Linked DNA regions of Mus musculus: all the other regions are linked to region 2. The links are chromatin loops, found by intact Hi-C in ENCODE. Cell type or tissue: left cerebral cortex. All regions are shown on one strand. Each heading gives the region's core, and the rest is flanking DNA. Links, peaks and the distances in the headings are about the cores only.

Region 1 (10,657 bases), core at 866-8,865, 100 kb after region 2:
TGGTCTAAACAAAACTTTCCAGACACAACAGAGAAGATGCACATATAAACTCAGAGATTGTGAGTGAGTTTAGCATACACAAAACCTATGCAGCCTCAGTCTAGAAAAAAAAATCCCAGCATGGAGAAGGAGAGGGAGACTAAGTCCCTTTACTACTAGTATTAAATAGCTACTGAGAAAGGAAGAGTGACCTGGTAGATAGACTACTCCTGAAGGCAGGTGTGAGACCCAGAGTGTTTGGAAGCACAAACTGGACTGGGAAAGATGGAGAAGAGCAAGAGAGAGAGAACATACGTCGCTGTTACAGTCTACTCATCCTCACGTTGTCACTCAGCAGAACTGGCCATATCCCAAGCACAGACCCCCTCCTTCTCCATCTTCTGTCCCCTTGCAGTCTCTGGTACAGTTGCCAGCAGTGCCCATTTCTCCCTCAATATCTCACCTGTTGACAACTCAGATCTCTCTGAGCAGATCTGGCTCCTTTGAAAGGAGCACCTGAAGTCCCCTTTGGTCAAGGTGTCTTCCCTGAACCTTTATTCTCTGATCCTTCTTATATCTAAGCTTTTATTAGTACCTATAAAAGCTTTTCCTAAAATATTTTTACAACTTAGTAGATCCTTCTGGTTCACAGATATCTATTTAGAAAACCCTGCAAAGGGCTGGTGAGATGGCTCAGTGGGTAAGAGCACCCGACTGCTCTTCCGAAGGTCCAGAGTTCAAATCCCAGCAACCACATGGTGGCTCACAACCATCCGTAATAAGATCTGACTCCCTCTTCTGGTGTGTCTGAAGACAGCTACAGTGTACTTACATATAATAAATAAATAAATCTTTAAAAAAAAAAAAAGAAAACCCTGCAAAGACCTAAATAATCCACCTGGTACTTACCACATATAACATTTTGGACAGCTTCCCAGATCTTCTCAAAGCTCTCCTTATATTAATACTTTCTTGCCTTTTTGTTTATTTTTAGTGGAAATAGGCCTGAAGTTTTACTTGAAACACCTGAATGAGTCTCCTTCCTGACTACAGACATTACTAGTGGGGATTTATTTCAAGTCTCAGTTTTCACTTCAGTGTGGTAGAAAAAATAACCATCTCACAAAACTATAGTGATAAGATCATAGAAGAGTCTATAAAAGGGATTTAATGAGCTACAGCACACAGTGTAAACATGGCCACCATAAGTCTTCTCATTAGGCAGTAGAGAAAGATCGGGTGAGCCATAATAGTTTACATTCCCTTTGCAGCAGTCAAGTGCAATGAACCCATTCAACAACTGGAAATAGAGAGGATAAAGAGCTGAACAGTGAGAAATAGAAGCAAGTTGGAAAAAAACCTCAGGATTGGAATGAGATGAGATATAATACCACTTCCTATTTGATCTTGGATGCATTTTCTAATCTCCCCAAACTTTAGTTTTGTCATCCTTCAAATGGCTGTAGCTGACAATGTTGTAATTCACAAGTCTAGCTTCCTGTCATTTTCCCTATCTCTGCTGTAGGTATGCTGAGTCAAGGGACTAACTACTGGGAAGTCATTAAGTACCACTCTAACTCTGACTGCCAGCTACTTTTCAGTATCTACACTTGCTCTTGTCACCACAGTGAATGTATCTATCATAAGTATTTATTGAAAAACAAACTTTCTCAAACTCAATGGCAGGTTTTTAAAAATCAATCATGTCTAAAGATTCCCCTCATCCCCCTATATCCCCATAGCTGTAAATTTCCATTCATTCTCCTGACCCTCTGGCCCTCGCTCCTGTCTCTTCCCATGCCTGATCCTGACTGCTCCCCTTTTTCCCCTCCCTTTCTCCTCTCCCACCCAGTTCCCTCCCTTTCTCCTCTCCCACCCAGTTCCCTCCCTTTCTCTGAACCATGATTAATTTATTTTCTGTTCTAAGTGAGTTTCAAGTATTCTCACTTGGGTCTTTCTTCTTGTTTAGCTTATTTGGGTCTATGGAGTGTATCATGTCTACCTTGTACTTAATGGCTAATATCCACTTACAAGTGAGTATATACCATGCATGTCTTTTTGGGGTTGGGTTACCTCACTCAGAATGATATTTTCAAGTTCCATCCACTGGACAGCAAGATTCGCAGTGTCCTTAATTTTAATAGCTGAATAGTATTCCACTGTGTAAATGAACCACATTTTTTGTATTCATTCTTCAGTTGAAGGGCATCTGGGTTATTCCCAGTTTCTGGCTATTACAAATAAATATATACATATATATGACAGTTGCTGTACAATTCAATTCATATAAAAATTAATTTGTGTCGTTGAAGTCAAAGTGGCATCCTTTATTCTAGAATCAAAAATAATAATAATAATAAATGTTGGTAGGATATGATTTGTCATATTTAGCAATTTATGTTTAACCACAAACTTGATACTCTCTTCTTAAAGGTAAATCAATAGAGCTGTGATAGAAAATCCAGAAAGGGTAAACTTTGGGTACACAAGACAAGTCCATACTTTTCCAGAAAGAGACTGTTTTGTCATTCTTTCTTTACAATGTAGTCAATTTTACAATGTGAGGAAATTCTTGAGGGATTTATTCTCTTGATTTAAGAACTGACCATATAGATACAATTTGTTTTCTAATAATTCCTCAAGCTTCACACTTTTGTTCTGTGTGCATTCTGTTTCTATAGGCTACTTAGCAATGGAATGTTTAGAAATATGCATGTGGATCATTTTGGTAAAAATTGTAGTAAGTGTGTGTACATATTGGTATAAATAATGTGCGACATAGATAGTGGGCCTGGGCCACTGTTGGGCAATGGGTCAACAGTCAAGAGCACTTACTGCTCTTGCAAAGAACTCAAGATGATTTCCCAGCACCTACATGTTGATGCACAACTATCTATAATTCTATTCCCAGAGGATACAAGGCCCTCTCTGGCCATCAAGGACACCAGGCACTCACAGAATATACAGACATAAATGCAAGCAAAATACCCATAAAATAAAAATAAAAAAATCTGTGAAATGCAGTATGAAAATATTACTAAGGCATTTATATGTAAATTAATACCTAAGAATTTAATAGTCATGTTTTTCAATGTAAAACCCTAGAAATAAATCTCTAGAACATGAAAAGATTCACAGAGATAAACCATCTTTTCTTTTACTAATAGAAAGCTTGCTGACAACTAGACTGAGCTCAAACTTCCCCTGCCTTTCCCCATGCCGGCAGATAGCAGCTCCTTTTTCCACAACAGAGCAGGAGAGACAGTTAATCATCGTGAACTTTAGAAACCAGGGTGAGTTGAAAGATTAGAGGGCAGGTCAAATCCCAGTTTCTGTTCTTCTTTTGAAAGACAGAGTTTTGTTTGAATTTGACTTTTGCAGTTTTGTGATGAGCTGCAATACTTTACTTGGACTGCAAGTGGGAAAGTCATCAATAAGGCACACTATGATATATTGCTGAACTTCCAAAAGGGTGAAAGCAAAAACATCGTGACTCTATATAGAACAGTCACATGGGTTGGGGTTCTGGAAAACTCCAGGAAAGGATTCCTGGAGAATTAAACAATCTTGATACATTCAGTTTGAGAATATTCAATGGTGGGTTGTAAATAAATCATCAAGAATGAGTATATGAAACCTCTCTGGAAATCAGTCTGGTGGTTCCTCAGAAAATTGGACATAGTATTAACTGAGGACCCAGCTATACCACTTCTGGGCATATACCCAAAAGGTGGTCTAACATATGACAAGTAGACATGCTCCACTATGTTCATAGCTGCCTTATTTATAAGAGCCAGAAGTTGGAAAGAACCCAGATGTCCTTCAACAGAGGAATGGATATAGAAAATGTGGAACATTTACATAATGGAGTACTATGCAGCTATTAAAAACAATGACTTCATGAAATCCTTAGGCCAATGGATGGAACTAGAAAATATCATGCTAAGTGTGGTAACCTGATCACAAAAGAACACACATAGTATGCACTCACTGATAAATGGATATTAGCCCAAAAGCTCAAAACACCCAAAATACAGTTCACAGACCATATGAAGCTCAAGAAGAAGGAAGACCAATGTGTGGATACTTTAGTTCTTCTTAGAAAGGGGAACAAAATATTCATGGGAGCAAATATGGAGACAAAGTGTGGAGCAGAGCCTGAAGCAAAGACCATCCAGAGACTGCCCCATCTGGGGATCTATCCCATAAATAGGCACCAAAGCCAGATACTACTGTGGAAACCAAGAAGTGCTTGCTGACAGGAGCCTGACATAGCTGTGTCCTGAGAGACTCTGCCAGAGTGTGACAAATACAGAAGCTGATGCTCACAGCCAACTATTGGACTGACTATGAGTTCCCCAGTGGAGGAGTTAGAGAAAGGATTGAAGGAGCTGGAGGGGTTTGTAACCCCATAGGAGAAACAACAATATGAACCAACCAGACCCCCCAGAACTCCCAGGGACTAAGCCACCAACCAAACACTACACATGGAGCGACCCATGGCTCCAGCCTCAAATGTAGCAGAGGGTGACTTTGTCAGACATCAATGGGAGGAGAGGCCCTTGGTCCTATAGAGGCTTGGTGTCCCAGGGTAAAGGAATGCCAGGACAGGGAAGCATAAGTGGGTAGATGGGTGGGGGAACACCCTCATAGAAGCAGGGGGAGGAGGTATAGGATAGAGGGGGTTTCTGGAGGGGAAACTAGAAAAGAAGATAACATTTGAAATGTAAATAAAGAAAATATCTAATAAAAATAAATCAATCAATAAATATTATTTTAAAAAATTGGTTTACAAGTCAAAAAAAGAATAAACATATTACACATTTGACTACTTTTTAAGAACAGTTGGGTTCTAGCACTGCTGTAAATATGTAATCTGGCTCTTCTACAAATCCCCATGTAATAATGGCTGTCCTTTTTCAATGTTTGACTTATTCCTTCATGAAAATTATCCTCATTTTGTCTTAATTGCAAGGTTTCTATAATCAATCCTTTCTTTCTTCTTTCCTTCCTTCCTTTCTTTCCTCCTTTGTGGTCTATGACAGCAATAAATGTTCTTTAACCAGTTTCACCTCTTTTTAACCATGAAACAATGACATTACAAAACCTGCCATAGACTGGTACCTTGACACACATTGCTTTCAACATGGCCCTCAAACATGACTGAACAACCTCCTGAGTCTCAGCTTCAATCCAATTTTCTCTTGGTCTAACTTTTCTTCAAAGACATATGAGAAGGATCTAGAGTGAGAAGTTTATTTGGAGATATCCTAGAAAGGCAGACAAGGGGGAAGACAAAGTGAAGGGAAGCAGAGACTTTAAAGCCAAGAGACAAGATGGTATGAGTCATGATGAAGACAACTGAGGTCCAACCCACTGGGAACCTTCTGTGAGGTCCTCTGAATGTTCTGTCTGAAGGACAAAAGTCTGGGATATTTACCAGTGACTCATCTGCTGCTGATTGGGGGTGTATTAGACCATTGGCATTCCTAGAATGCCCTGTGGGGAGGTGAGCATCCTGACACAGGGCTGGATGATCCCCTAGGACGTGGCCTACTGTGGTGCAGGTATGAGAAAGGTGCTTCTCTTTTTCATTGGAGCTGAGATCTGCTGTTACTTAAAGACAACTCAGAGCATTGGCTATTGGTGGGGGTAGAGAGGTCCCACAAGAGCATAAACAGAGATAACATCAACATCTAGCCACATCCAACTGTGCACAGCTTGGAGTAGAAAACACCCATTGAAGCTACTGGAGCCATCTGGTGAAGAAAATGCCTCACACTCACACATCCCACTGAATGAACCAAATTACTCCAGAACAAATAAAGAAAGCTGGCATACTGTCTCCCAAGCCTTTACTTGTCATATATATATTTGCTCAGAAAGCATCTGCACCCCAGACAGCACCCACACTTACTTCTCATCCTAGTTAGCAACATTCGCACCACACCCAGAGCTTGCCATAACAGTGCCAGAAAGCAGCAGCCTCCCTCACTCCTCCGTGTCACAGGCAACAAAATGGAATTCTGCCCTAAGCTGCACTCACTGGGGCTGAAAATATTTTTTTAATGCCAAAAATTAATTTGAACACTTTTCAATGTTCATCATAAGGGATTTTCATCTTGATTTTAAAACTAGAATATTCATGGGTGTTGGCAACTCCACTTGGCTGTTTTATTCATTCTTTGACATTGAAATGTTAACTGTTTTGGAGAATAAACTCATACCTAAGAAAACCAAACTACTTCTATTAAAATAAAACTCTTTGGGAATGACTGAGCAGAAGCAGATGTGATGGGCAGTGCTGACTCCATCCACTGGCAAAGGGAAGATCCCCAACCCAAAATACAAGAGCTCCTTGGTAAGATCCAAGAGGGGGCAGGGGAGGAGAGAGGGAGAGAGGAAAAGGGAGAGAGAAGGAGAGAAAGGGAGAGAGGGAGAGAGAGGGGGAGAAAGAGGGAGAGAGGGAGAGAGAGAGGGAGAGAAGCCAGAGTGAGGTCTGGCTATGAGTCAGCTGCACACCTTCCTGGAGCATGAGTGGTCCAGACAGAATGCACCATGCACCTTGGAAGAGGCACATAGGAACCACCTTGAAAATACAGTTCAGTTTCTGTTATCCATGTGATGGTATTTCCAGACCCCAGCATCTAGCCCCAAAATACTACTCTGTGTTGTAAGGCCCTGTCCCTTAACCACCCACCTGGATCTAGATCTACTTTGGCTCATGTGTTACCCTTGCTCAATAGCTTCAATGCCACTCTCCCAACAGGATACCCTCCAAAGCTTCCAACTTTATTCCTGTAGTCTCTCTGCCAGCTTAGGTTAAAAAAATACTCTCAAATCAGATGTAAGAACAATATAAAAGCCTGTTATGATCTCATAGATTAGTATCAAACTGGTTATCCATCAGTGTCATGTGGGCATCATTTGTTGAGGATAGAGGGAAAGACAAATTCTGTATGCATTGGTGATTTCAACTGTGGTTGCCAAGTAGAACTATTAGGGGCGCTTTAAATATTCCTGATACTAAGAATTAATACCAGGAATATATAAAGAACTCAGAAGTCTATATGAGAAACACTTAAATGCAAATGGTCAATAAATAGGTAAACAATGTTCAACCTCATTAGCCATCAGAGACATGCAAAAGCAAAATACATTGAGCTTCTACCTAACTCCATTGAGAATTTCAGTCATAACGAAACCAAATAAACAGTGCTTGAAGGATCCAGAAAAGGGGAAGGCTTGTACTTACACACTGCTAGTAGGAATATGAACTAGACCAACTGCTACAGAAAATTCTCCAATACCTTCCAAACCTACAATTATGCCCCAGGTTTACTGCTCCTAGATATTTACTCAAAGAGTTCCATCCAGGTCAAAAAGCACAGAGATATTTTCATGTTAATATTTATCACAGCACTATTCACAACAGATTAGTTATAGAAATGATCTAGGTGTTCAAAGTTAGAAGAATAGCATTCAGAGAATGTGGTGTTTTGTTCCATCTTAAATCACAGAGTTATGTCATTTTCAGAAAAATGTATGCAGCTAAAGATAAACATATTAGGCAAATTAAGTCAGCCTCAGAAAGATAAACACCATATTGTCTTCATTTATTTTTCCTAGATTTTATATAGACCCATGTAATGATGTATGAACATTTGACATTGAAAGTACAATTTTAACTGTCTATGGGGGCAGAGAGTACTAAATAGGAAGGGGTTAGGAAAAGGGGATAGCAATATGCATGAGCTATGGAGTAGGATTGAAGTTTGAAGCTCTTTATCCCACAAGTAAACTGTTTTTTTTCCAAAATTCTGTGTGTTCTTTTCATAAATATGGAGAAAATGGAATTTGTTTCATTGAGTGGCAGTAAGAACTGAGTAAAAGGAAACCTGCAATGTTTATGATAAAGTGCCAGACACGTCTGAAGGGTAATTATATTCCTCACAGAAAGGATGCCACTCTCAGGCCCAGCTTCTCTTCATCTCAGGAACAGACCTTCTTGCTGGGTGAACGGACTTATCAGAATCCGTTATGCCCTATGTTTGTTTAATTTGGTGATTATCTAAGTATATTTAAGACATGTCAGGCTAGACAAGAGCAGCTGCTCATAGATGTGATCTGACTAATGATCAGCAGCTAGTACAACACTGCAGTGGTCCTCTACTTTCCTAGACCATCCTATTGATACTACTATATTTAGTAACTGGTCTAGTTTCTCTCTGGTGCTATAATAAATACCTTGACCAAAAACAACTTGGAAAGGAGTTTATTTGACCTTCACTTCAAGGTTTCACTCAATCCTAGAAGAATGTCATGGCAGAAGTTCAAGCAAGAACTATAGAGGAATGTCAATCAGTATCTTATCATCTGACTTGACCTTTGACTTAGCTAGCTTTTTTTTTTTTTTTTTTTTTTTTTTGTCCCAGCGCCACCTACCTACGGATGGAATCATCCATAGTGAGCTGGGCTCTCTAATATAGTTTCTCACAGACAAATCTTACCTGAGCAATTGCTCAAAAGAACTTTTTTCTCCAGAGGTGACTCTACTAGTTTGTGCCAAGTCAAGGATGACAACTAACCAGGTTAGCATTGTAATACACTAAAATTGAACTACTAGGCTTAAGAGATATTTCTGCCTTAACTTCTGGAAGAACTGAAATCAATAATGTTGATCACTGTGCCCCATTATATCTCATCCTAGGCAGGGCTGGCCTCAGAGGGACAAAGATAAATGTAACACTATTTGTTTATGGTTCCAATGATTAATACTGAAGAAGGGGATTCCCTGAAGAGCATCTCCATCTCTCCTTAAGACACTGATTTGATGGTAGCTCTTGCAATCTTTAACTGTATTTAACTGAATTTAGCTGTATTTCCAAGAATATGCAGCTTGTTGTTATTGAGATTCTATAGGGACCTTCCCATGGATCAAAAGAGATAAGCCTCTCTCTACCAAGAAATACCAATTTTATGCACATTGCAAATGTACTTTCCATCTTTAGAATCCATTCGAAGAAAGAGCCACATAGCCAGATATGTTAATTAACAAATAAAAGAAAATCTTTAACATTGGGCAACTGTAATAGTTAATTTTTATTGGTGTGATAAAACACCATGGTCAAAAGAAATTTATGGAGGGGGAGGAATGGGTTAATTTACTTTATGGTTCCAAACAGAGAGTGTCCATAATGGTAGATGAAACGTAGCAGAAGGGGTTAGAGCAGAAAATTGAGAGATCGTATCTCAACCTCACATAAGAAGCAAAGAGAGTGAACTGATAGTAAGGTAAGACTATGAAAATTAAAAATCTATCTGTAGTGGCCTAATTTGCTCAGCAAGGATATAACACCTAAAAATTCCATAACTTCCCCAAACATCACCACCAATAGGGAACCATGTTTTTAAATACATGAGACTACTAGAGACAGCTCTAATTAGAACTACCACAGCTATGCTTATAAAATTTGAGGTACACATGACCCACTGAGGGTTCTGGTTCAAATACAGATGTTGATAGAAGTCTGATGTGTAGTTCATATTCTACGTGTCCTTAGTGTTGCCAATGCCACTGGTCTGGAAAGCATGCTGTGACTCTGAAGCTCAGATGCACTAGAATCCAACATTGGTGTTATTAATTGAACACAACACAACACTACTGCTTTGTCTTTTAGATCATGGCCCCCATGCTGTAGGTGGTGTTCTGGGATGTTCTAGAAACTTTACCTGGTAAGATCTAGCTAGAGAAAGTAGGATTCTGAGAGTAGGCCTTTGAAAGACATGGAGTTCTCAATCCCCACCATTAATTCTCTGCTTTTCATCTGACTGAAATGAGGACTTCCTATACCATGTATTCTCACTGTCATGATGTTTCGTTCGACCAAGGATGTGCAACCAAGCAAGAATGGGTTGAACCCTATTAAACAATGAGCCAAAATAAACTCTTTCCTCTCTCTGTTATTTGTGTTAGATTTTCTGTCATAGCAATGAAAAACAGAAATTAACATAGTTGGTGAGGTTCCTTTACAGGTGAGGACACATTTGGGAACTCTCTAGAAGTCTTGGAGTGACAATAAACCCATAAAGAGCAATTGGAAGAGCAATTTTACATCTTAATAGAATGTAAAGATTGACCTGAAGGAACAAACGGGAGCTGCATCTTACCCTGGAGTGATGTGGGTTCCCATCACTGCAGGATGCTGCAGGATTCTACCAACTCTCACTCATATCACTCAGGGTGTTTGACTCTGAGGACTTTTACAAGGACTCCTGACCCCAGGCCTTGGAGAGGAGCTTCCAGCTGGAGAGATGTTCTAAGTCTTGCTGAATAATGTTTCTCTGCTCAGTTGCAAAATTGAAACGTCTCATCTTGGAAAAATGTGTTAGCCACTTCAGTAAGAATGTGAGTAGTCCAAGTCCCAGCTATAACACTCTTGGACATATATCCAAAAGATGTTCTGCCATCTCACAAAGACACTTGCTCAATTATATTCATAGCAGCTTTATTTGTAATAACCAGAAAATGGAAGCAATCTAGATGTCCCTCAACTGAAAAATGGATAAAGAAAATGTAGTATTCCACACAGTAGAATACTATTCAACTATTAAAAACAAAGACATTATGAATTTCACAGGCAAATGGATAGAACGTGAGAATATCATTCTCTGTGAA
Region 2 (10,657 bases), core at 1,524-9,523:
ATATCTATCACCTTTTAACTACATGGAAGCTGGCAATTGATTACCTCTTTGCTGATTATGTCATCAAATCTAATGGAACATTGTAGGGGAAAAAAAACATGTTAAGTAAAAGGAAGAATCAATATCCTGACTGATTAGAGGCCTCATGCATAGGTAGAAAAGCTCATCCAGAAAATGTGTGGGAAAGCCTAGAACTGACCACCAATCATCCTCATTTGTGCCTTCTGGATGCCCAATGAGCCAGTATGAATATTGCAGGGATCCTGGCTCAATTTCTTGCTCTCATAGTCATCATGCTCTCATTTAAAAGCACATAGAGACTGCTTAATTTTTTTTTAATCATTAGACAATGTAGGAAGTATTTGACAGCAGAGTTGATGCTAGGGAAAGTGACAAGGTTAACATCTGAAAGAAGCCAGTTGGTAGAGAAAGACTACAAACCATTCCTAACTTAGGCCACATAGAACAAACAGATAAGACTCCAGAAAAACCCATAATATACAAGCATAGGAAAGGCAAGTGCTGTAGAAATGATCTATAAAAGATTGTGATCCAGTTGGTCAGTCCTTTGCCCAGGAGTACTTTTCTTTCTTATAAAACTATCTCTCTTTCTCATGATGTGTGCCTGATACAACTCTTTAACCTGGGTGGAAAGTACCTTTCCTATAGACTCGGATCTGAGCCTATTACAATTCCAAAACTGAGCCTAAAAGAACAGAAACTTCTTTCTTTCCTTTTCCTCGAATGGAACACAGTTCACTCGATTACATGAACTCTGTTTCTTATCTCCACTTTGCTTTGTCACAGTCTTCTGAGAGGCTTACTTAAGGACACTATTGTCTGAGTTCTTTGCTCCTTTCCAATGGATGTGGGTTGCCATGGGAACGCGAGTGACCTCCACTTTGGACAAGACTCAGTGAAGCTCTTTATGGAATGGAATTACTCTCGGCCATTTCTCTTGGCTTTCTGTAGCAGTGGCTGACATACATCCCACAGCTAAGTGAATGGGTTTGGATAATAAACATAAGAGCATCTGTGCTGATGCAGCATTAACCACAGGGAGCCAGATAGCTACTTTTAGACAGGCTTATCTAGGCCCTGTGGAAAAAACAATATTGCACTGCCAGAGTGTAGCAAGATGGATTCCTTGAGGTGGGGTATTATGTACAGTTCTCAGCACTCTTAGATACATTGGGTACCAGGACTAGTGTCTTGCTATGCCCAAAGATACTGAGGGATGAAGCCATACTGTGGAGGTAGTCTGGGCACTAAAATATCATGATGGGGATTTTGTGCTGATTCAGAACCTTATCATCCTGGTGCCATTTTTGTTTTTTAAGTGCAACATTATCAATATGAAGGTTTTGCATTGAGTTTTTGTCACAACCACTTTTAGACTTGAAATTCTATTATGAGCTAGTATTTGAATCCTTCATTGGGTAGATCTCTTTAAATTGTGTTTTATGATATGTTAATCTCACTAGGTATGGGGCTCAGTGATAAGAGGAGACATCTGGGGAATCCAGTTTGGGTTCATTGACCTGCCAAATGATATTGCCCTCATGCAGTGTCTCCAGTCAGTTATGTTGGAGAATGACTAGCTATGCATGGAGTCATCAAGTTGTAATTAATGACTGGGCTTCCTGAGGCTGCCTATATACAGCAGGTCCAGACATCATGACAAATGGACATGACCATATCCTTTACATGTTTTTCTTGCAAATTCAGAAGTCTTTGCTGAGAAGTAGACCCCAATGGCAAAACACAGCTCAGAAGTACGTTACTATCATGGTCCCTCTGTTCTGGTAAGTGATTATGATAGTGATTGACACATTATGCTGCCGTGAAAACACCTTATATCCACAACTGAGGCCTTTTAACAAAACAGGGGTGCTTGAATATAAGACAGTACAGCTGTTATTTAGTTATTATATCTTTCTAACATGTTTATTGACAGAGTCTACATCTTACAAAACTCCCCTACTAAAAGTGTGCAGTTCAGTGGCTTTTAAAACAGTCAATAAAGCTGAATTAAATTTTTATCAACCCAGAGACAAAACTCTACAACCAATAGCTATCAATCCTGGGTATCTCTCTTGTCTTCAAACACTACACATATATTGCCTTTCTCTTTATTTCTATAAATGTCTATATTTTAAAAAGTTATGCCTATTTTGCCCATATGAAATCATGTGGTATACTGTATTTTATGACTAGCTACAGGCTTCTTTCATTCAGCATAGTGTTTTGTAGTATTTCTGTTTATTTCATATATACATACAACATATTTTGTTAATATTCACCTCCCATTCTTTCTCCTAACTAATCTCAGATCTATCACTCAATCCCACATCCCCTCTCAACCAATGGAGTGTCGTCTGCCTGACATACTGACAGTGACCACAATTGCGAATAAATAAATAACCCTAAAATACAGAACAAAACAAACAAATAAACAAGCACCTGACTCTCCCTCCTTAAGAAGACATCAATTGTCAACAACTTGTCAGCTAGGGATGGGGGCTCATGAGCCTCTTCCCACTCCACAGTATACTTTGAAAGTCCATTCATGACCAGGTGTGACAGTGTGATATATATTTATGATCACAGCAATTGGCAGGATAAGGGAGAAAGATCAGAAGTTCAAGGTCATTCTCAGTTACATATAGAGTTTACGACCAGCTTGGGCTGCCTGAAACCTTTGTCTTAAAATTGTTTTTAAATGGTCCATACGTGTAGCATGTGTCATAATTTCATTTTATTGTTTAATAAAAGGACAACTGTATTCGAATATTAACTTTGTATGTATATTCTATACTTTATTTCCAATTTTAACTGCTACAGATATTTTATGAGCATTCATGTATAATTTTTTCAACTTCTTTTTTTATTGGATACTTTATTTACATTTCAAATGTTATCCCCTTTCCCAGTTTACCCCCAGAAATCCCCTACCCCATGTCCCCACCCTCCTGCTTATATGAAGCTGTTCCCCCCCCCCTACTCATCCACACACTCCTGCCTCCCAGCCCTACACTCTCTTACACTGAGGCATCAAGCTTTCACAGGATCAAGGGCTTCTTCTCCTATTGATGCCAGACAAGGCCATCCTCTATTACATATGTGGCTGGAGCAATAAGTCCTTCCATATGTACTCTTTGGTTGTTTGTTTAGTCCCTGGGAACTCTAGGGAGTCTGTTTGGTTGGGTGTTTTGGTCCTTCTTAGAACGGGAATCAAAATACTCATGGAAGTAAATATGGACACAAAGTGTGGAGCAGAGACTGAAGGAAAGACCATCCATAGACTGTCCCATCTGGGAATCCATTCCATATACAGTCACCAAACACAGACACTATTGTGGATGTCAAGAAGTGCATGCTGAGAGGAGCCTGATATCACTGCCTCCTGAGAGGCTCTGCCAGAGCCTGACAAATACAGAGGCTGATGCTTACAGCCAACCATTGGACTGAGCACAGGGTCCCTAATGGAGGAGTTAGAGAAAGGACTTAAGGAGCTGAAGGGGTTTGCAACCCCATAGGAAAAACATGTATAATATTTTTATATGAACATAGACTTTCATTTTTGATATAGACTAAGTAGAATAGCAGACATCTGATCACTCTATGTCCAACCTTTTAAAGAATAACTACCCAAGTTCCCAAGGCAGTGGCAACCTTCTACCTTCCCACTCACCAAACAGTAGTTCTGTTGCACCCTTTTAATCCGCACCTATTTCTCATTATCTGTCCACTTCATGGTGGCCATCTTGCTGCTCTTAAGGAGTCTATCAGGTGGTTTTGATTGAGATTTGCTTAATGGATAACAATGAGAATCATTAAGTGCTCTTTTTGCCTTACTATATAATACTTTGCAGAATTGCCTTTTCACACCTTTGCCTACCTGGTTGACTTTATAGTGATGATTTATAAGAGTTTTTTAATGTATTACATTTATAAATCTTTCATCATATATATGACTTATCATATATAGCTTAATTTCCAGTGGGAAGTCCATTATCTTTCTAAAAATCTAAACTGACCTCTCCTGTGCTGACTGGGCAATGTATGTACATGTATGCATGGTAGAAATCTCTCTTTCATTTTGCTTATCTCTTGTCCCATTTATTTATGTGGAAGTCCAGGAAGGCAGTGAGTCAAGCCTGTGTGGGTGGTAGAGAACAGATGAATGTGTTAGGACAGAAGCTTGACACAAATTATGACTATTCCCATCCACAAGTCCCAGAGGACTTGATAAGTATATTGAAATTCCTCAAGCTCTACAATAGGAGAGCAAGGCTTTCTAGAATGAATAAAAGGGCCTCAGGGTTCAGCTTCCTGTTTACTTCTAGAGAAAAAAAAATATGTTGTATGATTTCTAGATAATTACCAGAAACCTCAGAAATAAAATAATGTTGTTAAATGAATTTATGTAGGTTGGCTTGGAATTAACAACCCTGCTGCCTCAATCTCCCACTTGCGAGGATTGCATAAATGCACCACTACACGTGGGACAATCAATGCATTGCTTGTAAGTGAAAGAAAGATGGTCCTTAATAAACAGAGACACATTTTTTTCTGTGTTGTGAATGCATCATTCAATAAAATTACTGACAAAGTGCAAACAACCTTTTATGGAGTACCTAGGAGCAGCACTACAAAACATTTCTGTTTGTGCAGTGAAGTAAATTTAGTGAATGGGACAGACTGTTGAGAAAAGATGGGTAGTATTTGGGAAATGATGAAAACTGAGGCTGTTGGGCAAAGAAGCAACTAACAAGAGATGTAAAGTCTAAATAAATATGAGAATAACCATAGCAATTCCAGTAGGAACTTTGAGAAGATTAGAAGATAGAACAGAATGGAAGAGAGGACAAGGGTGATTCTGCATGAAGCGGCAGAGTTCAGACCTCCTAAGAATGATACTTGAGTCCAAGAGAGGTATGGCTGAATCCACAGCTGAAGACTGTGGAGGGTTAATGGTGCCTCTGCCTCTCAGAAATTCTTGTAAAACCTACTTTATTAAAGTCAGTTGGTCATTGTTCTAACTGGCATTGTAGTCTATTCCAGCTGCTCTGCTGAGTATTTCAGAGAAATGTGTCTCTTAATATTCTTACAAGCCACATAAACAAGACAGCATTTAAGTTTCTATCTTAAAGGCAACTGGGCAACAGTAGCACCTAAAGTCAGATGGGTCTTATAGAGCTCTGCACTAATCCTTTCAGCCTTCTCTTATTCTTTGGAACAATTACTGTCTATCCATGTATCCACGTGCATACTGGAGATAGAGCTCCATCTGAATTCCATAAACAGGAACTCTAGTCTAGGAGTAAGACTATATGGTCGCTAACGATCTGCCTTTAAAGGAGCTGCTTAATTTCTGGAAGCCTTAGATACTTCTGTCAGAGGAAGATGAGAAAACATCTGACCTCACTGTGTCACCTTGGGGACTCACAGTGACAACCACGTAAAATTCAGGCCATGACATTCCTGTAAACCCACACACCATGAATGCCACTTTTGTGACTACCATTATTATTAACAGTTATCAGTGTTCTGCTTATCAGTTATCCTCTTGACCAAGTCAGGATGAAGATGAAGGCTGTCTGTCTCCATGTGCAGATCACTAGGCTCACAATATTAAATTAATTTGCTTGGGGCTTCAAGGGTAAGGTTGTTTTTATTGCTTTTGTTGTTGAGGTTTTGTTTGTTTTGTTATTGCTGCTACTGCCATGTTGTTGTTGTTGTTGTTGTTGTTGTTGTTGTTGTTGTTGTTGTTTTAGAATAAGATGTATTACTGTCTCTGGATCACCACGGAAAGCATACAGGTAGCATTGGATCTTGTTTCTGAGTTCTGTGAATACCCTGTGGTTGCAAGAAATGCTTTCCCTGTCCTGGCTAAGAGGATGTTTCCTTTTCTTCTAAATTCTGAGTAGGGTCAAGTATTCCAGAAAGCTTCATTTCAGAATTCCAGACTATTAGCCACAGAAGACCTCAGACCTCCTTATTAAAGGTCAAGATACTTTGTCCTTCTTTCCTCTGGGTGAGCATCACTCACTTGTCAGGATCAAAATTCTTCCCAGAATAGATATGTGATGCATACAAACTCTATGTAACAGAAGAAAAGGGAGGCGGGGAGACAAGACAGATTCTGAGAGGGGCTGGTAGAGAAGCACTGCTGCCAAGAGCACTTTGAGTCATCTGTCTCATTCTGCGCTCCCTGTAAAGGAGCTTGGCTGCAGGAGCTACGGCTTTTGCATATCAATGTAGGCCTGGAAATGTGAGGCAGAAATGAGTTGAAGAAACAGAGTGCAAAACACAGAGAGGGAAAGATCAACTGTGATCCTGAGAAAATCCTTACCTTACACCAAATTTGATAGGGTGTCTTCATTGAAGGAAACACAGAAACCAAGGAAGGCAGTATCTGTGCTCAGTTTCTGGGGCTGCTGCTGACTTAAGAGTATATGTGCCCATCAGATATGATGCCAGCATGGGACTTAGGCGAGACAGGAGATCACCCACACAGTACCAGTGGCCACAAAACCACACATCTTATAAAAGTACTTGATAGTCATGATCATCTTGTCCAATCAACATATCATGTTAAAATCCAACAAGAACTTGGATATTTCCAGGTAATGTGTACAAATATAAATTCAACTTCAGTTAAGTCCCAATCCAAATTGGAGTAATCAATTTGGGGGGTTAACATTCTAATAGGTTGTAGTATTTTGCTGTATATTTAATTTGCAATTACCCACTGATGATGCTGTGTGTTTCTACTGGGCTTATTTAAAATCTGTATATCATACAGGTGCTATAGCCATTCAGATCTTTTTTTTTTTCATAAAAAGACAGTGTGTGTGTGTGTGTGTGTGTGTGTGTGTGTGTGTAAGAGAGAGAGAGACAGACAGACAGACAGAAATGAAGACAGAGAGACAGAGACACAGAGACAGAGAGACAGAGAATATACACACGTGTGTGCAGAGGCCTGAAGAGGGCAATCATTTGGAGCTGGAGTTACATGTGATTGTATGCCATCAAATATGTGGGTTTGGGGAGCTGAGCTCAGGTCTTTTTGTGAGTGCTGCTAACCACTGAACCATCTCTCCAGCCCACTTATCCACAGTTTTCAATTAGGAATTTGTTATCTACTGATGGATTTACAAGTTCTTTCTGTATTTGAATACACACTCTTTATGAAATTTATGCCTTGTATATATTTTCTCCTGGTTTGTGATTTGTCTTTCTGGTCTCTCAATGGTATCTTTCACAGAACAGAGTCAATCACTTTAATAAAGTCAATATATCAAGTTTTCTTTCACACATAGTTTGGGTGTTGTATTTGAAGATTCATCATCCAACACACTGCATAGATTTTTCTGCTGTGATTTCTTCTGGAAGTATTATACCTTTGCATTTTGGATTTAGGTGTACAATCAATCTTCAGTAAATATTTGTGTATATTTGTATCTATGTGGTCTGGGTATATTTTCTAGTTTTCTTTTATAATGCACATTTACATTCCCAAAAGCCATTGTTAAAGACTCTCTTTGTTGAATCTTCTTTGCTCCTTTACTGAATAATCATCAGCTGAAAGTACTGTGTGGGTCTATGCCTAGCAAATGTGTCGTTAACAGGTACTTCCTGTGTGCATGAGAGACAGATGTAGAGGGGTGTGTGTGTGTGTGTATGAGAGAGAGAGAGAGAGAGAGAGAGAGAGAGAGAGAGAGAGAGAGAGAACATAAGCACATGTGTATCACAGTATCAAGACCAGAGGCTAATTATAAATGTATCTATTGCTCGCCACCTTATTTTTAAGACTGTGTCTCTCATTGAACCTATGGTTTATTAATTCAGCTGAGCTGGACTGGCCCACTGAGTTCCAGACTATCTTGGCCCCTCCATGTTAATATTACAGTCGCACCACGGTCCCCAGCTTTGGCTTGGCTGCTAGGGATTCAGAGTTAGGTCCTCTTACACAGTATGCTCTGTGCCAAGTAAGCCATGTTCCTTAATTATTTAATATTATATAATATTCCCAGCTTCCTGTGTGTGAATTTCCACAACTCTTATGGTGTAGTTTTCTGGTGATTCCTGAAGTAAGATTATGTAACTGTTAGGGCTTTGTTACTCCTATTCAGTGTGGCTCTTCAGAGTCTTGATTTCCTACATCAACTTAAGAATTGCTTTGCAAATGTCTATGTAATATTCTGCTGGGGCTCTGAATGCGATCTTATTGAGTCTATAGACCAAGTATGAAAGAACTGAACACCTTTACAGTTCATAGATTTCTAACTTACTAATATTCAATATTTTCACGTTTGGGTCTTTAACTTCTGTTAGAACTTTGCAGCTTTTTCACATGTAGGTTCTGTATCTGGGTCCCCTTCCATGACTCCTTTTTCTGCTGGCTTCTAGAAATCATTTCTCCTCTATTCCTTCATCTATCCCTGCATTCTCCTTGAATTAGATACAATGAAAAAAGGGTTTCCTTTGCTTACAATGATAGGTCTTTAGATTTTCCCTACAGAGCTACCTTTTCTCAGTTCCCCCTTGTAGGAGCTAAGTTCCAGTTCCTGTCCATAAAGGACCGAGGACCCCTGTGAGGTTCTCTGGGTACCTCTTGATAATGGAAGTAATAATGCCAACTGCTCTTCTTCATCTCAGTGTAGAGACCAACATGCAAGATTCACTTGACTCCAGCCTTGCATCTTCATGAGCAACATTCAACGCTCACTTAATCCAATACACCATCAGCACTATCTCTTAAGACATCCAAAACACATGTCACATCAGAATGTAGGGTCCTTAGACATTTTCTAGTAACAAACTAAAATGTAGAGGTCTTAAGTGAAACGAAAGCAGAGAGCTTAACATCCTATTATTTTTGTCTAGTGTTTATCACTAAATGATGAGTACTATGTCACTAAAGAATGGGTGCCTGGAACAGAAAGATAGAGACTGTAAACTATGGTTGTACTATGGCCCAGAGATAAAGTAAATGAACTTGAATAATTGGGAAAGCGAACTATGAAGAATACCTCATTCATCACAGTCTTCTCAAAGAGACTAAGAGTATTAATGAACTAAGAAAGCACCACAATATCTTGTAAGAGGGGAGTGAATATAGAATTGTTCATTTCAGTGGAAAATAATAAACACCCTTGAGGAGGGCCTGTGGGAAAGTGATAGAAACTCTCCTCACAGAAAAGATACATAAACTATATCTTCCAAAAATGAGCAGTTTTAACAGAGGAAGAAGTGCGGGACTTGAAAGTAGAAATGAGGCCATGCAAATAGCATCTGCCAAGATAAGAGAAAATAGTATGTTGTGTTCTGTGCCCAGGAAAGAAGAACAAGCCATTTTCAGTGTCCTCAGTATAGAATTCATGTGAAAAAGTGGAAGAAGATGGCAGTGTATAATTAACCCAGGGTCAACTGATCGAAAATGTGTAAATCCATATTAAGGAAGAAAGTTTTACACTGAAGGTGATAAGTTATTTTAAAATGTAAAACAGGGAAGTAGAAGGTTGGGCTGGAGGCACGGATCCCAGCAAAAAAGAGGACATTTCAATCAGTAACACATATTAAAGCAGTGCACAGTGCCACACAACTTCAGTTATAATACTGGAGAGAAAGAGACAGAGCCATCACTTGCGCCCAGGATTGGATGTCATAATGATACACCCTGTCTCAAATAGAAGAAAGAAGGAAAGAGAGAAAGAGAGAAAGAGAGAAAGAGAGGAAGAGAGGAAGAGAGAGAGAGAGAGAGAGAGAGAGAGAGAGAGAGAGAGAGAGAGAGAAAGAGAAAGAAAGAAAGAAAGAAAGAAAGAAAGAAAGAAAGAAAGAAAGAAAGAAAGAAAGAAAGAAAGAAAGAAAGAAAGAAAGAAAGAAGAGAAGGAAGGAAGGAAGGAAGGAAGGAAGGAAGGAAGGAAGAGGGGAGAGAAGGAGGGAGGGAGGGAGGGAGGGAGGGAGGGAGGGAGGGAGGGAGGGAGGGGAAAAATGAAGGCGTGTATACACTGAACAGTTAGTCTGTACAAAGGAAGTTGGAAAACTAGTAATGCATCATAGTAAACTGTTCCTACCTTGCAGAAAACCATCCAAGCTAGAATCTCTTGTCATCAAGGAGTGAGTGATTATCAGGATCTAGTGAAGGGTGTAAGAAAGGGAACATGGGCCAGGAGTGACTGGGAGCAGAGTGAATGACAGAATGTGGAATGTAACAAATATCAAGATTGAAGCTTCTAGCATGGGCTAGACAGATGTCAAGACATAAGCTGCAGGAAAAGTGATGGAAAGAAGAGTTAAGAAAAAAAAGGAGCAGGTGGTGAATCCATGGTAACCAGATGATATGAAGTTAACTGGTATGATGAGTCAAAGAAGGATTGATAACATATTAAACTATAGGGAGAAAGAGCAAACATTATTCAGTTTCTATAGAACATCCAAGGTGCAACACAAATAAAATCTAAAATCCTTTGTGCAAAGCCATGAGCAATTGTGACAATTTTCAGACATGCACAAATGTCCCTAGGAGCTATAGCTATAGATAGCCTGCCAAAGGTCTCCTGTTATGCAAGGATTTCTCCCTTGCTCTCAACAGCCCATCCCCTAAATACCTGGACATAACATCAGCAGACAAGTGACTGTAGGTACA
Region 3 (10,657 bases), core at 1,878-9,877, 210 kb after region 2:
ATATATCTATATAATATGTATATATAACAAATAATATATATGTATTAAGATATTGCCTTAAATCTAAGAAAAGGACTTTGGGCTCTTAATAAGTGTTGAGACTGTAAAAGACTATGCAGACTTTGGATGTTAGATTAATGCAATTTGCACTATGATACAGCCATAAGTCTCTGGAAGTTAGGAAGTAGTGGTCGATGAATGAAAATGGCTTCCTATAGGCTCTTATATTTGAATGCTTGGTTCCCAGTTGATGGAACTGTTTGGGAACGATAAGGAGGTGTGGCCTTGTTGTTACAGGAAGCAGATTTTGTGGTTTCAAAAGCCAATGCTATTCCATTATGTCTCTCTGCCCTGTGGTTGAATCTTAACATAAGAGCTCTCAGCTGCTATTTCGACATTATGCCTGACACCTGCTGCCATGATCCCCATTGTGATGGTGATGGACTTAACCCTCTTAAACTTTGAATCCCAAATACATTGTTTCTGCTACTTGTTGCCTTGGTTATGGTGTACTATCACAATGATAGAGAAATAACTAAGAAAGAAGCTAACAATTTAAAAATGACAGAAAATCAAAGTAGAAAGCATCAAACCCAAGCCTGCTGATCAGAGTTTTGAGTGTAGTTCACTGAGACAGAATGTCATACCAGCTTCTCACTAATATATATCTGTGCACAGCCCACATATGCCAAGATTGAAGCCTTTGGCATATTTGGGAGATTGTTCACCGTGTCGCCAGGCATGACACTTTTGTTAGCAGTCTAATTATTCCATCTGGCTAAGACACATTGCTACACACTATAAAGGAAGAATGCCTCATCTACTTATGTACTTCTCATTTGTTAATAGACACACACTAGAGACAAATTTGCCATTTATGTTATATACCAGTAAGCTTCTACCACCACAGGCAACCTGAATGTCCATTCCACAAACTAGGGCCAGAAAAACCTCTGCCTACTGTGGGAAGAAGCTGGACACAATTAAAAGCAGTATCTCTATTAGCTCTATTAGCTTTAGATGGAAAATCTTGGAGCTGTTCCCCCCAAGAAACTCCTGTACCCATTACTGAGCATAACCTCTGCTATGAAGAGCCACCATTCAAGTATATTTAGTTGTGCTCTAGCCATGAAGATCAGTGGTCAGTGATCCAGAGTGATGCTATTCCTACTATCCCCAAGTCCATGTAGGTCAACTCCATGGTGATCAGCATCAATGTCTCCAAGATAGGCAGCTACAAATTAAGTATCAGGGGTCATGTGGAGAAGCCAGGTGTTCCTGGCAGTATGGTCAATCACCAATTCCCTCACTTCCTAGAAGAAAACAGTACATAGTCAGCTAAGCTGAAATGAGGAAGAAGGGTCAGCTGCAACCAGAGTGACACCTCTAGAATTTGTTGGGTTTAACTTGGTTTGAATGGTTTTTCAACTCATGTCCTCTTCTTGTTTTCTTTTTCTTCTAAATATAAATATACAAAGGATGTGCATAGTTGTGAATAGAGCCTTGAGCAGTCCCACAATCATAACCATTGCAGAAAAAAGTAATAGTGAAAATCAAAAATAGGGGGAAAAGAGAAAAATAATTATAACAAAACCAACACAGACAAATTCTTTTTTTTGACTTTAGAAACTAACGCACCTTGGAAACTGACTTTGTTATTTGCACAAATTCTATGCACAGGCATTCTGTACAATGGTGAGAAGCTGTTTTCAAAGATGGCCACCCATTTCAAGGTAAAATATTTGTTACTCATTTGACCACAGTGGAAGAGACATCTATTTAGTGTACCCAAGGGAGAAGGTACTTCCAGAGTAAATAGACAAAGTCTGCTACCTGTATTAGAACAGTTTTGTATGTCCTCAACCTATATTTATTTATTTTATTACTGTATGTATATTTAAAGAGAAAAAAAGAGAAAAGCTAGAGTTGGAAGTAACCTATTTCCACCAACTTTAGAGGGAAGATCTTCAATGGAATTCCCTTTCAAAATGATTTCATTGTACAATGTACTAGGGAGGGATTGTAAGCCTGTAATTAAATACAGTTCACTTTGAGGTCTGTAAGTACCAACTGTTACCCACATCACTCAAGTACCTTTTTCCCAGAACCAAGAAGGGGTAGGTGGGCACCAGAGTGAGATCCTCAGACTCCCCCCACCCTTGTGTCTCCAGTACCTACTCTGTTGAAGAACTAACTCCAAAAAGGACCATATAGTATCTATATTATTATTTATTTTCTTGTTAAAATTTATGCCAAGAAGTGGAAGTCTTTCTGAAGTTCCTTGATAATTGCGTGAAGGCTCCAAGATTTGATCCAGAAAGTTGTGTGTTTGATGGCATTAATTTACCTATCTCATTTATTATTATTTTTATTCCTGTCCTTAGTTTTTTATGGTAAAGTATTCCCAGCCCTCATCTTAAACCCAAGGACTGACATATCAATCAACATCTATAAATTCATGATGTCTTGATTTCCTTTTTAAAATAATTTTTCCTTTCTTATTAGTTATTATAACTATTATTATTATTTTGTGTATATGTACATATGTGTACATAAAGAAGGTGTGCATGCGACATGGAATGCATGTGGAAGTCAGAGGACAACTTTATAGAGTCAGTTTTCTTCTTCCTCTTTCTGTGGGTTCCAGGGACAAAAATCACATCACCAAGCTTGTATGATATGTACTTTTTCTCTACTGAGCTATCTCATTGTCTCATAATTGTCTCTTTTGCATGTAATAATATTGAACAGACAATGTAGCCTTGTTCAAATGGTTTAATGAAGAGGAGAAAAGAGAGCCGGCTCCTCCTGAACTAAGCAGGACTGTTTGGTTGAAGATCTTTTCTGAAATAAGGGTGAACATTGGCCAGTCTTTTAGCTATTGCACCTGACTTTAGGATTCAATTCATTACCAAGTTATGGCTGGAACAGGAGGTGGCCATGATAGGGAATAATGTTCACTTGCTCACTGTTTACAAGTTGATGCTATCCATTAGGGTTTCCCATGTTTCGTGACTATGTGATCTACAGAGATCCCGTAACTATGGCTAATAGTTAATATCCGACTCCCTAATAGTTAAGGACAGAGGATCTTACTTGTGAGTGCAACTTCTATCCCATTTTCATTAGTTGCTCTACAATATTGGGTTGTTGTGATATTCCAGTGCCAACATAGAGAAAGTGATGTGTCTAATTGGCAAATGGAAGCAAATATCCTGTTAGTCAGCTCTTCACCATGATAAATCCTTACGATCAGTATCACATAAGTAGAAGTTTTGCTCCATTGTTTCTGAAATCTCAGTCTTCATTCTTTGTTACTTTGGGTGGATGCACATATTAGAAAGGAGCCCCCTTAACTCATGGTAACCTGGAGGGAAGGAGGAAAGAGAAGACTGTATTTGAATAACCTCTGCAAAGATACCCCTATAGTAACCTAACTTGGTCCCCACAGGCTACTTCTTAAAGTCTGACCACCTCCTGGAAGCCCTGTGCTGAAGGCCAAGCCTTCGAGACATGGGCATTGGGGAACTTTTAAAATGAAAACTGTGAAATAGACACTTCTTTTTCTCATGTCTTACCTTATGTGTGTCAGCTGTCACAGACCATGAAAGCAAAAGCATTGTCCTTTCTAATGAAGTGGCACCCTTCCATGCCTGGCTCAGAGAACAGAACAACAGAAAAGCTCCTTTAAAGCTTAACTTGTAAATGCTGAAATCTCTGTAGTGTCTACTTGGCTGTCAGAGAATCCTCCTGATGAGGAAGAGGGCTGAAGAATGTGTGGATTATACTCCATACCTGTGCAGGAGATCCATTTCCTATTAAGCAAAAACAGATTGCATTCCTGATATGACTTTAACAACCACAGTGCCTGCTACTCCAAGGGAGCCCGAGGGAAATGTTTCTTAATTAGTGAAGAAAAATTGAAAGTGGAAGCAAGAAAACATACTCGCTCTGCCACACACACACACACACACACACACACACACACAGGCACAATGAAAAAAGGTGAGATTTCCTCAAGCTGACACACATACTAAAATAATTAGAAGCTTTTAGGAAAAGAAATCTCTTTATGTTTCTAACTATGACAACAGTGAATTTGCATATTTCATCTATTTATGTATACCATAGTTTATTTTATACCTTATATCTCAGAATTGCTTTTCTTGGAACACTGTATTTCCATATACATTGAAGTGCTTGAAAATGGGTGTTTTATTGGGACTTAGAATGTTGTGCCTTGGATCCTGTAGAGGATCATGAGCCCAGGGGTCATGGTTGGGTCAATGCAAAGAGATGGTACATATGAAGGTGCAGAAAAGCAGAACTATTGCACATTTTATCTCTACTTCATTGGATCTCTATGCCAGACTTCACATTTATCTCAGGTCACAAGTAGTGAGCTGTATTTCTAATGGGAAGTCATGCAGAGCAGAGATCTGAAAGGAGACTATGAGAAAGAATGGTTGGATTCCCCTTCAGCTTTTTGTCTCTAGTTACTCAACCATAAGCAACTGAATTTACGTCGCTGAACCCCAGATCCTTCCTTGAAAATCATGATGGTGATAACAATGTACACTCTACAGAATGGTGGTGACATACTCAGTTGAATGTGGCTTGTCTGGTGTATCTTTGAGATCATACATCCATCAATCCATACCTATCTTATAAAATTAGTAGAAGATTCTCTGGTGTTTCATCCAAGAGAGTTTTATGAACTAGAATAAATAAAGCTGATAGTTCAGGTGTGAATTATAGACACTCACTTTTGTCATTCCAGAGCATCTTGCCACTAGTGATCAGGGCTTTCTACCTGAAGCTTATTTTCATTGGAAGACTTGTTTTCAGTTCATACTGGTGAGCTATCAGGATTAGAGAGAAAAAGTCCTAGGGATAATTTCTATCAACAATTGGCAGGAATGTGGTAAACAGGTGCCCAACTCTTACACTTCAATGGAATTCCCGAGTGTTTGTTCTGTGTTGTCTTCTAGACTCCCCACTGTCTCCAGCTTCCTGCAGAACCTGACTGAATGGCATTTCCCCTGAACTTCACACCTTATCTACAGCTACCTGCCCCTCTTTCTGAAACTACTTCCTAAATAAAGAACAGTCAGCCCTGTAGGATCTCTATCTTCAAACATTCTGAACCAATCATTGACTCAAAAACATTTAGAAGATAACTGTCTGTATGTAGTAAGCATATATAATGACTTTCCCCTTGTCATTATTCCCTAAACTATAGAAGAGTGTAACACCTTCTTACATAATAGTTATATTAATCATATATCATGACTAAGCTAGAGATGATTTCCAGTATATGGGAAGATGTGTCTAGGTCTCATGCCGATACTGACTTGGCCATCCACTGTCTCTGAAGGTGCTGGAATCAGCTATTGGAAAGCTGAGGAATGGCAGTGTCTACACTAAAGCCCTCTCAGGCCAGCCCCAGGGTAGATGAGGGATGACTATCCATGCCCCAGCTTTCCTTTTATGGGAAGCTATGGCAACGCCAAAGCATGGGGATTGTAGCATTGCTGAGAAGGTGCTCTGTTGGGTACCATCACTTCTTATCAGCAAATGAATTTGTCCCAGGAGAAGCATAACCTGGATGTGGCACAAGGAAGGCAATGCACTTGGGAAGTGGCTTTGCTTCTGTGGGGCTCAGGCTGCTCTGATTTGGGATGAATCACAGTGTTCAGTGAAGGCAGGCTTCTCTGGGTATTCCATAGTGAATCTTCCCCTGCACACTCTGCCTGCCAGGGAAGAGCACTGCCCTGAAATAAACGCTCTCTCAAACTGGAAAACTATTTTAGTGACTTTTAAGAATAAACGTCATTCTTTGAACATCCCGTTGACATCTTTCTTAGGAACATGCAGATCTACTTTCTGGACCAAATGCATATCCTCCATGGTACTTGGCCATCTGGCTTCTGGTTAGCAGGTGTGCAAGCCTGAGGGTGTAGAGGTTTTCTTCTTCATTAGAGAGAATGGAACGTAAGAATGGAAAGGGCCAATGGAAAGTTGTGAATGTTGAATTGTAAGGGTTTGTTCAGAGGCATAGCTCTGGGTGTATGGAAAACACATTCGGGGGATTTTCTGCTTATTTTGACATTTGTCCCACTTTAAACTTAGACAAGATCAGATCTTCAGAAGGAAGGAACTTCTATTAAGTTATATATGATAATCATTCAGGATAATACTCTCATAATTGAGCCTGACAGCACACATGACTGGTTAGATTCAGCATGAGGGCTCATAAGTTTTGTCTTTAACTGAGGCAGGTGAGTGGACAAACCTCATCATTTCTTCTTGCCTGCCCTTTCCTGATGACCATCGTGACAGGCTGGTTTTATTATATTTCTGGCAGGGGCAGCATGCCAGTGAACAGAGAAAAGGCTGGGGAAGGGGTTGCTTCTGTCTGGTACTTGTCACACGGAGAACAACAGATGTAGAAATATGACAAGATGCACAGATGATGCTAAAAAGGTAGATGGAAAACATCATGGAAAAATGAGATTAAACCAAAGGGAGGTCAGTATCCCAAATATATACTCTGATGTCCAAGGCTGGCTGTGAGCTCAGCAGCAGCAGCAGTGCTGGGAGACAATCAGTAGCATGACTCATGGTGTCCAAGTGGTAAAAATAGACCAGAGACTCATGAGGAGAGCATCTCCTTCTGCTCTTGATATGAGGTGCAATGAGCACCATCCCCAGAAACACCCACTGGAGGTGCCTCCCAACCCACGCACTCCAGGCTCCCTCCTGCTGCACGGCTTCTCTATGGCTCTTATCCATGTCTCTCCTTGCTAAATTCACCATCCGCCTCCAAACTTTGGATGGAGTGCAAGCTTTACACAGATAGGGGCTGCTCCATCTGGATCTCTGGTGACCCTAGAAAAGCACATATCTAAGAAGTTACTAGGCTGGTGGAATTTCTCAAAAGCCATTCCTTGCAAAATGGATCTACATAATGCATAGAGAGTGGCTTACACCCTGAGCTGTTCTTCCATTGCAGTCTGGGTAGCTTGTTTTAGCACCTTATAGATTGTAATCTAGGGAGCAAATGCAGGTGGAACATTAATAAAGGGACTAAATCACTGACAGGCTTTTTTAAAACGAGACATTGGTAGCTGGGTGTGGCAGTACTTGTCTTTAATCCCAACACTTAGGAAGCAGAGGCAGGCAGTTCTTTGTGAGGTCAAGGCCAGCCTGGTCTACATAATGAGTTCCAGGATAGGCAGGGCTACAGGACTCCACTTAAAACTTAAGAAAAGGTTCAGACATTCAAACTATGCTCTCCACCCCAGCAATGGGTTTCTGTATCTAAGGCTGTGAGCTTCATAAGGCCTGAGTCGTGGAGCTTTATTATCCCTGTGGTGAAAGGGACAAGCTGTTAGCATTAAGTTCTTTTGAAAATGGAACAGCATACATACTTTCAGGCCTTTGCTTTGTGAAAAATAATTCTTCAGAAAATGTCAAAGTGGTCAGGCATAATGACCTATGCCTGCAGTCACAGCTACATGGAACATTGTGGAGCTCTTGAACCCAAGAGACTGAAAGTCACCTGGATGACAACAAGACCCTTCTATGTTCCCAAAGTGAAAGAGGGACAGTGATGTTGGAAAATAGTAGTCTGGGACCTGCAAAGAGTTTGATTAAAAAATATGCATGGGTTGGTGAAGGAGGGTAACATAAACCATGGTAGCGCCTTTGGTATGTACTTCAGGCACAATGCCACTGCGGAAATTAATTCAGGAGTGACACACAGTCAATTCTATTTCTAAAAGACCTTTGAGGTTGTTGCCCAAAGCAAGCATGTAAGCAGGATGGTGCTTGTGATGGGGACCTGGAAGAGGGTCTGGTTGTGTGGTGGTGGTATCCTGATCATAAACCCTAGGCTTCAGAGAGATGAAGTATGGAAGAATTTGAAATCTCTCATGTAAAAGAAGGGTATAGGTCTGTAGGGCAACCTTGCTGGAACAAGATAACCATAAGCAACTGCAGCCATGGCCCATGGGTGACATATTTCTGAGAAATTAAGCAGAGTGAGGCATGGGGAGACTTCTTTTGGTTCTTTGATGTCTAGACTCCCTGCAGTGGGAGGAGAGAAGAGAATCAGGAATGCATCTGTTAGTCCTCACCCCTCACCTGCCCCAAACAACATCACCCCAGCAGTTCAATTTGGGGTGGATGCCAGGAATTCACGTAGAATTCTTAGATGTCTAATTTGTATATTAGTACAACTATCACATTTTAATGAAATTTAAGTGAAACATGATCATAAGGAACCTTCTGTCTCAACTACTCTCCTGCTGCCATAAAATACTCAGATAAAAACATCTTAAGGGAGAAAGGGTTGTTTTGACTCATGGTGCCATGTCCCTTATGGCATGGAAAGGATGCAGGAAGAGCTTGAAGCAGCTGGTTCCATTGCATCAGCCAGCAAGAGGCAAAGAAGATAAACGTGTATGCTTAGCTTGCTTTTTCCTTTATATCCAGTCCAAGATTCCAACCTATAAAGGGATCCCAGTCACATTTAAGGTGATTTTCCCCACTTCAGTTAATCTCATCTAAAGAATCCTTCACTTGCTTGCCCAGAGGCTTGCCTTCTAGGTGGTTCTGGATCTTGTCCCATTGACAGTTACTATTAACCATCACTCTGTGTATATATTTGTTGATTCAGGACTGACTCTTCAAGTCTGCCCCAGGTGTTTGTGCTGTCTGGGTGTTTTCCAGAGCTCTTCTAAAGGGACTGGCCCTAGACATCAGGCCATGAGGCCTGGGATCACTTCAAAAGATCGAAGACCCAAGCCGGGTGTGGTGGCGCACGCCTTTAATCCCAGCACTCGGGGAGGCAGAGGCAGGTGGATTTCTGAGTTCGAGGCCAGCCTATTCTACAAAGTGAGTTCCAGGACAGCCAGGACTATACGGAGAAACCCTGTCTCGAAAAACCAAAAACCAAAAAACAAAAACAAAAACAAAAACAAAAAAAGATTGAAGGTCCAAATGTTGGTAAGCCTCTAAGTAACAAGCTAGACTTCACCACTGTAGCACCTGAAGCAACATATTAAATATTTTCTGGATAGTAACATGTCAGCTAAAGAGTGGGGACACTTAACTGCCTCCCTCTCCCTATTCTATGAAATCCTCTGGTCCTATAGTAAGTGTAGGTCACCTGTATCTCAGTATTGCTGATGGGAGGTCCTTTACACACAACATGGTCCAGAATGACAGATCTGAAAGAGATGGCTTGAATTATTTTATGTGTTGACCCCAACAGTACGATACTTTCCAAATCTTGGCCCTGGATTATACCAAGGGCCTGAATTGGTGCTACAAGGTTCTATAAAGAGCTCCTGGGAGAAAATTTCATTTAAGTCAGCACATCTGTATCTGGAAGCCACACTGTTGTGCTGATGCAGGCATCTGTTATCCCAGGCTTTCAAAGCCTTAGTGAGTTGTAGGGCAAAAAGCCTGTAAAATAAAACTATATGTTTTATACTCCTAGAACTCTTCCTCCATGCCAAGAACCAAACCCAGAGTCTTGCCTGCTAGGCAAGAACTCTGCCACTGAGCTATAGCTTCAAATCTTAGTACATTGAGATAAAAATCTGTGTATGAAGCCCTGGCTGGTCTCAAACCTACTATGTAGCCAAATCTGGCCTTTAGCATTCAGTCTTCCTGCCTCAGCCTCCCTCAGAATTATAGTTTGTGCCACCACACCCAGTGAGCATAGGATAAAGTTAGACTTTTAAAATATGCCAAGTGTTCACACCCCTAGAAAGAGAAAACACTAAGTACCACGGCATGCTCATGTGGTAAGGAAACTATGCCAGATGCAGAAGAACTCCCTCTGAGAGGTAGAGCCCTCAACTGTTTTCTTCCTTGAGGCCACCAGAGTCAAGGTGGTCAGTATATTGTCACTTATATTTTCCTCATGGAAACTGAAGCATTTGCTTCCAATTAGCTTTCTGAAATTCTTCTTAAGAGAAAGAATCTGCTGTGCTCTGGGAGATTGGGTTGTTAGCCTTGTCTTACACTGTGGGATAAAGAAACTATGTGGAAGGAGGATTTGGCTAGGGTACCCATGAGTTTAGCCCTCCTAATAGCCACCCTAAATCAAGCATCTCAGTGCATGTAGTGTGCTGAGAGGTGATTCCAAGAAGCCATATAAGGGAGGTGAGGAACACAAGAGAACAGTCAGCTTACAATTCATTGCTTAGAGCCACCGTCATGTCTTTTTGGAGCCCAGGGAGACAAGGAAAAGCTCCTCAGAGTGACTCTGCCTAGTGATTGGTGACATAGTTCATAGTTCTCTCAAACCATTGGGACCATATCACTCCTAGGACATGGATACCATGACCTAACAAGCCTATAAGCTTCAATTATATTAGAGAAGAATCAGTGTGCCTCTGTAAAACACTTCAGCATCTCAGGGACCTTCAGCATTTGCAGCCCTGGAGATTTCCGAACATTTTCTGATACATCTTTATTGCGCTGTGGTTTCTGAAGATAGATCAAATGAGACTGAACAGTATTTTGCCCCTGGCTGCTGTGGTTGAAGCCATATAAAGCACACCATGGAGCCTCTTATGTCTAAATAAATCTCTTTTTCCAGATTATTCATCAATAGCCTCGGTTTAGCCATAGTTAGATT

The links. Peaks named below come from ENCODE experiments on the same cell type or tissue, not always from the same donor. Only the 100,000 strongest peaks of a DNase experiment are listed, where the experiment ranks them.
Region 1: it touches region 2 in a loop (5-fold over the local background); 2 of 42 quality-filtered maps call a loop at or near these places.
Region 3: it touches region 2 in a loop (11-fold over the local background); 2 of 42 quality-filtered maps call a loop at or near these places.

The regions. Positions count from the first base shown.
Region 1 is chr2:149,762,873-149,773,529 of GRCm38, forward strand. The region is part of intron 1 of Gm14133 (predicted gene 14133); the gene reads right to left. Among named protein-coding and RNA genes, the nearest start is that of Gm14133, 31 kb to the right of the region's middle. In left cerebral cortex, for the core only: no CTCF peak of the experiment used is centred there; DNase peaks (open chromatin) are centred at 5,355 and 5,861; H3K27ac peaks cover 233 bases.
Region 2 is chr2:149,660,402-149,671,058 of GRCm38, forward strand. No RefSeq gene overlaps it. Among named protein-coding and RNA genes, the nearest start is that of Gm14133, 130 kb to the right of the region's middle. In left cerebral cortex, for the core only: no CTCF peak of the experiment used is centred there; DNase peaks (open chromatin) are centred at 4,165, 6,196 and 9,295; H3K27ac peaks cover 637 bases.
Region 3 is chr2:149,866,847-149,877,503 of GRCm38, forward strand. All of the region lies in intron 1 of Syndig1 (synapse differentiation inducing 1), which reads left to right. It also overlaps the pseudogene Gm18167. Among named protein-coding and RNA genes, the nearest start is that of Syndig1, 41 kb to the left of the region's middle. In left cerebral cortex, for the core only: a CTCF peak has its summit at 6,865; DNase peaks (open chromatin) are centred at 5,811, 6,741 and 9,826; H3K27ac peaks cover 2,106 bases.